Regions from separate parts of the Homo sapiens genome. Here region 2 is linked to region 1. The links are chromatin loops, found by intact Hi-C in ENCODE. Cell type or tissue: mammary epithelial cell. All regions are shown on one strand. Each heading gives the region's core, and the rest is flanking DNA. Links, peaks and the distances in the headings are about the cores only.

Region 1 (4,993 bases), core at 822-3,321:
GTTCTCTCACCGTGCCCCGTCCCCCTCTCCCGCCACCCACCCCCATGGCTCAGTCCTTTGTATGCCCAGTAACAGCAGGCGAATTCCACAGGGAGTCGCGCGGTTGATTCCACGACTATTCATAAGGTTGTTCACTTAAGCTTCCAAACACCCCCCTCTAAGCACCCTTGGCTAGCGCCCTGAGAACTTCTTATCAATTTTAGGAAATCCACAAGCTATGATTCTCGGTGGAGATTCCTTTTTAAATAGACAGACAGATGAACTCTGGAGGTGTGCATAAGAAAACCAGAGCAGAACCTCAGGGATGGGAGGCATCTGGCGAGAAAGGAAGGAAGGATTTATGAGCAGGGCCACTTAGCAGGGCAGCAGGAAAATTTACTTCCGAAGAAGCTATCGCTAATTCACAAAGCCTTGCTAATCACTTACCTCTCCACCCAGACCGCACTCCTATGCTAGGCGCTCTCCTCCGCTTCCAACACCCCCATCCCCACCCCCAGCGCCTCTCTAAGATCAGAGGGAATGCTGTCCGGAAACCCTAGGGTGTCTGAACATCACCTGGGGAGTTGGGGCTATCGTAAAGCCTCCCTTTACTCTCCAAATTTGGAAGGAAGAGTAACCGAGAGTGAAGGGAGAATCCCTGAATTGCCTCTGAATGCTGCATAAGCTTCCTTCATTCTCTCCTCTTCCAGGAAAAGCTGAGCTGCCTCGCCTGAGCCGGCTATCACCACTGAAGTGGGCTAAGAGACCCAAGTAGGAGCTGGGCTTGGCCAGAAGTTTTGGGGCCCAGGTGACCTGAAAGAGACCCCGGAGGGGACAGCCTTGGCTCTTTCTTCTGCGCTCCCTTCCAGTCAGCTTTCCCGGCTTTGAAGGCTGGGAGCTGCTGCTAACACTTCAAACTAGGCGGACAAGAAGGGAGCCGGGCGATCAGCTCCGGAGCCTCCCCTCCTCCCTTACCCATCCCCAACTCCCGGCCACACTCTTCCCAACCCGGCTTCGCCCAGGGCCCCGGTCACTTATGTTAAAGTTCACAGGCGTTAAATTAAAATGTCAGAGTTATAAACTGGTCGACTACCCCGGGGAGTTTCGGATTTGGTTTGAACAAGCAGCCGGTTCCCCCAGAGCTCCGGGATTTTCATTTCTACATCCCCTGGTGGGAAGCAGGCATGAAGCGGGGTATGTATGAGTGCAGAGGCATGCACATCCCGGGCCTGCCTCCAGCCGGGTACGCGGATTCGGGTGAGCTGTGTATTTCCACAGCACCTGAAGCAGCAGGCGAGGGGGACGGGTGCTTTTGAGTCCTTGACAGTAATGGACACATTTCCTTAGCTGAGCGCCCTTCGGGGTCTAGTGTGCTCAGAGACTCAGTGAAGATCCTGCTACCCCAGTCTTGGCACAGCGCGGGGAGCCTCTGCGCATCATGCGCTTCGGGGTGCATCTACGGTATGTCACACAGCCACCCGCACCGAGAGTCTTTCCAAACCTCCGTGTGTGCAATATGCAACAACGTGCGCGTGCGGAGCTGAAAGGGCACAAGACACTCCAGGCTCCCACACGTATGGAGACGGATCGGCTGCGTGTCCACACCCCGTTCGTCCCTGGTCCATTCGTGCCCATCTCAGAAGATAGATTAAACATAATAATAATAATAATTATTATTATTATAATCAAAGCTTCTTGACTAGTTGGGAAAGTGGAATTTAGAGTGGTTTCCAGTTGAAAGCAACGAGGCAAATTGAGGAAGTCAAGAGAACTGGGGAGGAGGAGAGGAAGGAGGGAAGGAAGAAGCTAAGGGAGGTGGCCGCGGAGCTTGGCGGACCCCCTTACCTTGGGCGGCGGAGCCAGTGCCGCTGGCGCTGAGCAGGGCCAGGGCAGGTAGCACGAGCATTTGCAGCAAGTATCCCAGTCCCAGTCCGCAGCGGGCCGCTGTCGCCCGCAGACCTTTCCTCATCGTAGACAGAGGTGTGCCGGGGGGAGGGGAGGGGGACAGAGAGACGCGCAAACAGCTGAAAGCCCCACTGGGCAGAAGCTGAATCCGTGCACCGCGAAGCAGTCCGAAGAAATAACGACAACCAAGCGCCACACTCCACTTTCTCCAAAGGCAGGGGCCAAAAGGGGGAGGAGAGGAGACGCCGAGGAGGAGTTTGAAGGTCCCTCTTTCCCAATGCCTTCTAACTGACGTCTCCCGCGAGCGACTGCTCTGCCCCCACTTGGGAAGTCCAGGGAGGCGCAAGGCGGCCACCTCCGCCGCTCCCCCCAGCAGCAGGAGCAGCCGCAGCTCCGCCGCACGCCGAAGTCTGGACTGCTCTCCGGGTCCCCTCGCCTGTGAGGAACACACACAGACACCGGGGGTGGGGGTGGGGGTGGGGGTTGAAGTGGGGGGAGTTGGAGGAGGAGGGAACGGAGGGAGGAAGCTTGGGCACCGTCAGGCGCTCTGGTCTCCAATCTCAGTGTTCTCACGCCGGCGGAGAGATGTCCCGGCTGTCGCTGCTGGGTGGCCAAGGAGGTTCACATCCTAGAGTAGGGCGCACGGGTGCGCGAAGGCGCTCGCCAAGGAGGCGTAGAGGGCGCAGCACAACTCCTCTGGGGGGTAACCGGGGGCGGGAGCACGCCCGCCCGCCTTATGTAAGCAAGGATTGCAGGGAGATCAGCGCCCAGGAGACCAGCTGTGGGTTTGCCCGCTGAAGCCGAGGCGAGACAGACCAGGGGACGAAGCGGCTGCGGAGAGTGGCAGCGCGCCTGCCTCCCGCGGTGCGCCAGACCTGGACGCCGGGAGTGCAGCGGGCGCGCCCCGGGCCACTAGGCTGTGTCCAGTGGAGCTCAGCCTGCCGCCTGCCACCTTCTTCGCCGCGCCGGCAAAGCCTCAGCCGAATTCCCTAGGACTGGACTCGGTCTACGACTTCGGGTCTCGCGGTTGACGAAGCCGGTGCGGGCTCGAACTGAAGTCCTTCTTGGTTGGGGAAGAAGGCATGAAGCTTTTGCACTGCCCCAGCCGGCTGCTGTCCTGGGGTTGTCAGCGCCAGTCAGACTGCTTTATGTTCTGAGCGCGTATGACCCCTTTGCAGTGGAACAGAAACTAAAAGCTCGACGGAAACTCATTCTGCAACAGTGCTTTCTTTGCGTGCATGTTGGTGGCTGACAAGGGTGGTGATGCGATACCGAGAGAAACTCTCTTAGAAAAAAAAAATGCAAAGCAAAATTTGTAGATACTCAAAGTGATGGTGGAGCCTATAACATGTTTTTCAAATTTCTAATAGTGTGTGTAAGAACTCGAGCTGCTATGAATTTGTTTACCTTTCTACAGGAAATAATTGTCTACGTAGCTGGGTTGTGAATCCCTGTGGTCATGATGGAGGGATGCAAGATTGGGTGGGTAAAATAAGACTAGACAAAAGGAAAGTGAATTTATTAAAAGGTCAACACACAGACACAGACAACATTTTGGGAAAAAGAAAATCACTTCCCAAGATTAGCATGTCTTTAAACTAATAATACATCAGGGAATTTTATGCTCTTGGTGCCAAGGGGGCCATGTGTAAACACGCATGCACACACACACGCAGGAAACATGAGGTCTAATTTTGGCTGTGGTCATAACTACTCTGTTACCCTGGGTAAGTCAGGTAACCTGTGAATGTCTCAGTTTCTTCATTTGTGAAATATTTTGATAGTTTCAAAGTTCTCTTAAGTTCTAACATTCTATGATTCTGCCTGCACAGCCCCATCTAGGCAATAAGACCTATCTCGGATGAATCAGGGAGATCCGAAAAGGTAGTATTTGCCAAAGACATTGACAAAACTGGCCACTTCTTATTTCTGTGGAGACTCTGTCCACCACACAAAACCCTTCTTCACTCTCTTCATCTTCTCCATACCAAGACATCAAGATATTTGACAACAGGGTGGGTGCTGGCACCAGACTGTCTGCCTTCAGTTCTTAGCATTTCTTATTACTTGACTGATATTGAACATTAAAGCTAGGTGCCTCTCTTCCCTAATTTGTAAGATGGGTCTAGTAACAGGAACTATCTCATAGGGTTATTTGAGGATTATGTAAGTTAAACATATGTAAAATGCCTGACGCCAAAATTGTAAACTGCTGTTCTTACCATTGATGAAAAATTCCCATTAGCCTCATGCTATCTACACCAGTGCTGTTCAGCAGAAATTTCTGCAATGAAGAACATGTTCATATCTGTACTTTCTGAGGTCGTAGTTATGAGATACATGTGGCTACTTGCATGCAATGTGGCTAGTGTGAATTGGAAATTTTTATTTAATTTTAATTTAAATAGTCACATGTGGCCAGCAGCTACCATATTTTATGGTGTATCGAGGCCACTAATAACTTGTCAAGTATTTTGAGAATGACTTCACAAGGGATTATTATTATACTTTATATTTATATGTACAATTTTACTAAGAAGGACAACAGCTTAAGTACTAAGAAATCTCCACACATACTCACCATCACATCAACGACATCCAAAAGTTATTTATTTACAATTTTATTGCCTGTCTTCTTAAATTAGAATTTAACTCTTTTAAGACAGAGATTTTGCCTTTGTTCATTATTTCAACCACAGCTCCTAAACTGAGCCTGATATATAGTTGGTACTCAATCAATATTGACTGATTTCCTGCCAAAAAAGCTCAATGGGGAAGACTCCTCAAAGTCTAGGACAGCTAAAGAAGGTTGAAATTGTCGCCTACTCCTGTTTGGGGTATTGAGGTACTCAGTGACAGATACCACATGCAATTAGTTCCTTAAAATAAAGAATACGAGATTAAAAGAGGAAATGTAGTTAAATACTGAAATTCAGCCTAAAGATGGCAGGAGAATGGTTTGAGAAGTGGTATAGAGTAATGAGGTGGAAAAGGGGGAAGAGAGTGAGAGCACCACACAAAGGACAGGAAAAACACCAGCAATACATCAGCTTTACACAGCAGGCAAGTTTCCTGCTCTCTACAAGTACAGATGGAACTTGTCTTGTGA
Region 2 (4,993 bases), core at 1,106-3,605, 490 kb after region 1:
TACCATTCAGGACATAGGCATGGGCAAGGACTTCATGTCTAAAACACAAAAAGCAATGGCAACAAAAGCCAGAATTGACAAATGGGATCTAATTAAACTAAAGAGCTTCTGCACAGCAAAAGAAACTACCATCAGAGTGAACAGGCAACCTACAGAATGGGAGAAAATTTTCGCAACCTACTCATCTGACAAAGGGCTAATATCCAGAATCTACAATGAACTCAAACAAATTTACAAGAAAAAAACAAACAACCCCATCAAAAAGTGGGCAAAGGATATGAACAGACACTTCTCAAAAGAAGACATTTATGTAGCCAAAAAACACATGAAAAAATGCTCATCATCACTGGCCATCAGAGAAATGCAAATCAAAACCACAATGAGATACCATCTCACACCAGTTAGAATGTCGATCATTAAAAAGTCAGGAAACAACAGGTGCTGGAGAGGATGTGGAGAAATAGGAACAGTTTCACACTGTTGGTGGGACTGTAAACTAGTTCAACCATTGTGGAAGTTGGTGTGGCGATTCCTCAGAGATCTAGAACTAGAAATACCATTTGACCCAGCCATCCCATTACTGGGTATATGCCCAAAGGATTATAAATCATGCTGCTATAAAGACACATGCACACGTGTGTTTATAGCGGCACTATTCACAATAGCAAAGATTTGGAACCAACCCAAATGTCCAACAATGATAGACTGGATTAAGAAAATGTGGCACATATACACCATGGAATACTATGCAGCTATAAAAAATGATGAGTTCATGTCCTTTGTAGGGACATGGATGAAACTGGAAACCATCATTCTCAGCAAACTATCGCAAGGACAAAAAACCAAACACCGCATATTCTCACTCATAGGTGGGAATTGAACAATGAGAACACAGGGACACAGGAAGGGGAACATCATACACCAGGGCCTGTTGTGGGGTGGGGAGAAGGGGGAGGGATAGCATTAGGAGATATACCTAATGCTAAATGACGAGTTAATGGGTGCAGCACACCAACATGGTACATGTATACATATGCAACAAACCTGCACGTTGTGTACATATACCCTAAAAGTTAAAGTATAATAATAATAAAATAAAATAAAATAAAATAAAATGTCTAAAATAAGAAAATCTCTTTTTTCTCCCAACTATTTTATCTCATATTCACTGTCTTAGTAAACAATAATGTAGATTCATTCCAATTCACATACAAGAAAATTGAGAACCATCTTATATAAATCCTTCCTACCCAATAGCTAACTATTTAGCAAATCTCTTTTACCTTCAAATGCTTTCTGTTACTTCCTATTTCCACTGCTACTTTCTTACTGAGAAATCATCCATAATTCATCCTGCTGCCAAAGAGACCTCTCTAAAATTCAAGTCTAGTCTTTACCTTCTGAGTGCTGGAGAAGACGACATCGCCTACCACCATGACATCTGAAGTGTTTTTATATTTAACTACTTAATCTCCCAATAACCATTTTCCACAGGTCTAATGCTTTATATTTCACTTGCACTTCAGGAAATCTGAGTTTTTTCAAGTTTCCTATACATTATATTCCTTTTACACTTTCACAATTTTCACACTATTTGTTACTTCTTTCTGGAATGTTTTTCTATTCTTCCTACTTAAGGAATTTTTTTTTTTAAAGTACGTTCACACTCCAACTTAGGCATTGCATTGCTTAGAAAATCTTTGCAGATAATACCTCCACAGGCCAATCCACATATCCTCTACCTTACCTCTGTAAAATGTATATGTGCTTATTTTTGCATTTATCACCAAGACACAAAAACAGTCATATCAGCCTCCCCAACTAAGCTATGAGTTCCTGAAAGAACATCACATTTCTTTCTTTGCAATAAAACAAGGTTTATGGATGGAATAAATAAAAAAATACAAAGGAAAATATGATTCACATGATAGGAGTAGGTAAATGTTAGTGTATTGAAAAATGAAGAATGGCAGAATGATAGCATCTTAGGATAGAATAAGGAACAATAGTTATTGAGGGCTCAGTACAGTTTAAAACATTATGCTGCCCCCTATGGGTTGTAACCATTCTGTGAGTTGTGTGTAATAAGGAGCCCATCTGCTTATTGTGGACTTGGTTAAGGTAAGTAAATTCCTTTCTTATATCCTAGGATACCTTCCTATAGTGATTAGGGTAGAAAGGCCCATAGTTAATGGACCATTCAAGAGTTTCTGACTCAGATGAACTTGACCATTGTATAAAGACTTCCTATCTTAAGTGCTGTCTCAGATTTTATCTCAGTTCCAGCTAATTTGACTTTTTGTGTTCTCTTGTAATGAGATAACAGTCTTGCTCTCCATTTTAATTTTATTGAATATTGAATTCTTATTTTTTATAGACTTTTTGGCTGGTTTAATAGATGGCAGATATATTTTAATATTTATCCTATTTAGAAGTAATTAGGAAACATAGCACTTATCTATAGGTAAATATCAAATTAAATGGAATAGTCATTCAAATGAGAGCATTCACATGTATTCACTTATATTTAAAAAGTTATAAGCTATTATAATAGGAAATTTAAAAGGGATAATTATTGATACTTTTAATGTAACAATCTGATTGTAGAAGAACCATGCTTGATATATAAGGTTTTTTTTCTCTTTCTCATCAGATTTGGTTTTAGAATTAAATTTGTGAGTGACTTAGGATTGTAATGTAATATAATATTAACTGAACTAAAATGACAATTTCCAGACTGTACTTTAGGTAGCCAGGTATACAGAGACTTGTAGTTCAAATACATTTTACCTTTGCCTAATATATGCAGTGGGGCTTAGAGGAAAGAAAGAGGGAGAAAGAGAGACAGAGAACAAAAGCTAAATAATCAGTGTTGCAATATGATGGTTAACAGTTATGATGTTTATGGAAGAGATTAGTAGTTAAATCAGTAGACTGAGTAAAGAAAATCATTCCTCACCAATGTGGGTGGGTGTCGTCCAATATGAGAGGGCTCCAACATGGAGGAAGGGCAAATTCTCTTCTTGAGCTGGAACCTTCATCTCCTGCCCTCAGACATCAGATCTCCTGGTTCTCTGGCCTTTGGACTCCAGTACTTACACCAGTGGCTCCTCCTCCACCCCCGTACCCCATCACTCCAGTTTTTAGGCTGTTGGACTAGGAACAAAGTACACCACTGGCTTTCCTGGATCTCCAGCTTGCACATGGTATATTGTGGGAATTTCCAGCCTTCATAATCACGTGAGCCAATTCCCACAATAACTCTTCTCTAATATATATTTATATCTCCTATTGATTCTCTGGAGAATCCCAAGTAATACAAGAGTGAAAACACAGAAGCCAGACTGTCCACATGTTAGTCTCATCTTTAGCCCTTACACTCACTGAATTTAGGAAAGTCATATAGCTTCTCTATACCTCAGTTTCCTTTTTTGTAAAATTTAGATTACATAACAATTCATACCCTATAGGATACTTTTATGGTTCAAGTGAGTAAACAGGTGTAAAGCAGTTATAAGAGTGTCTGGAAATAATAAATCCTATATACATGTTAGGTATTATTATTATTTTTAAATGAAGAACTGTATTTTGTATTTTTAATACTTTTCTCTCCACCCGATTTAAAAAAAAGATTTAAAAATATGCTTAATCAAGAAGTGTACTTTAAATTAGCAGAAAAATCAATGTTTTTAGAAAAATGCCCTTTCACATCCTCAAAGTGTTTCAGGCTCTCCAAAACCTTTGACAGACATATTATACATTTTTTCACTGATTCATTTATTTATTCATTTATTCACAAATATTTGTTGAGTACTTACTATGTGCCAGACACTGTTCTAACCAGGAGAGATAGAGTGGTGAATAAAAACACATACATGTATGCCTCCCTGCCCTGTAAAGCCTTCAATAAAATATTTCTCATTGTCTAATACATTCAATAAAATAGCTAAACTCAGACAATAAACTATAGATGAATCACCTTTATATTGTTTCATATCATAAGGAAGTGAAAGAATATTCCAGACAATGGTCATTTCCCATTCAAGCTTTGTGGTGGGAGTGGTTAAGGTCAGTTATCCAGGAAAGAGCAATGAGGAGAATGTGTCTGGACCTGGGTGAGAGAGTGAGAGAGCACTCGGTGATGATGCCAAGGGGTGAAACACCATCATGTATATCTTATAGGCCATGGCAATGGTATCGTTTCTATTCTGAGATAGGAGGTTATGAGAAGAGGAATGCCAGGATCAGACTGACAATTTAAGAGAATCACTATGCTTAAGTATAGACTATGGTGAGAAGAGAATAGGGTAAGTGTTTCAGAGCAATTCTGAGTGAGAAAAATAACTTACTGCAAAGTGAATGGACTAGAGGAAGAGTTCAGAATCAGTGGGGTACCAGGTACTCCAAGAAGAGCATCCAACAATTCATATGTACACATAGCACTGTCAGTTTGGTCTTAATTTAGCTCTAATAAAATATGCAGCATGAATAATGAATATGGATGCATGGATTTTAATAAAATCTATATTCTTTAAGTGCATAGTGATCTAATAGAGAGTTTTATATCATTATGAATTGTCTTAATCAGTAGATTCTAAGAGAACAACTACTACAACGTAAGGGGCCTATAATTTTTCATTATTAAGTTTATGCTATTAAAAATTGGAAGCTCCTGTACTAAATAAGAGATCTTAAACTCTAGGTAAATTTTTTCCTCCGTTTCAAAAGAAAGACATGAAAAGTAGCCAAATTTCTAAAGTAAGTCAGCAGACTGGCCAATATTGCCATATTTCTTGCTGTCTCCAAACTCTGTCCTAGGTGCTTCTCATGGCAGAAATTGAAGTTGACAATGTAGGGGCAGGAACACCCACAAGAATACTGAGGATTCTGGCTCAGCCATTACTGCTGTGGGATCCCATTTTCTTAAATTTCAAGATCTGGAGGTCTTCAGGCACTAAATGTCTTGAATTTTCCCAAAGCAATACAATATTTC

The links. A loop is a pair of places that touch in the nucleus more often than their neighbours do. Peaks named below come from ENCODE experiments on the same cell type or tissue, not always from the same donor. Only the 100,000 strongest peaks of a DNase experiment are listed, where the experiment ranks them.
Region 2: it touches region 1 in a loop (8-fold over the local background); 3 of 110 quality-filtered maps call a loop at or near these places.

Annotation. Positions count from the first base shown.
Region 1 is chr4:95,546,910-95,551,902 of GRCh38, forward strand. It overlaps UNC5C (unc-5 netrin receptor C), which reads right to left and starts at 2,064. Exons shown (of 16, transcript NM_003728.4): 1 at 1,825-2,064. The coding sequence starts at 1,948. It overlaps UNC5C-AS1 (UNC5C antisense RNA 1), which reads left to right and starts at 2,239. Exons shown (of 5, transcript NR_183914.1): 1 at 2,239-2,322. RefSeq lists an enhancer at 2,506-2,635. In mammary epithelial cell, for the core only: CTCF peaks have their summits at 1,894 and 2,192; DNase peaks (open chromatin) are centred at 1,222, 2,162 and 2,872; H3K4me3 peaks cover 2,500 bases; H3K27ac peaks cover 2,169 bases; H3K27me3 peaks cover 1,126 bases.
Region 2 is chr4:96,033,848-96,038,840 of GRCh38, forward strand. No RefSeq gene overlaps it. Among named protein-coding and RNA genes, the nearest start is that of PDHA2, 200 kb to the left of the region's middle. In mammary epithelial cell, for the core only: a CTCF peak has its summit at 2,058 (motif pointing left); no DNase peak of the experiment used is centred there.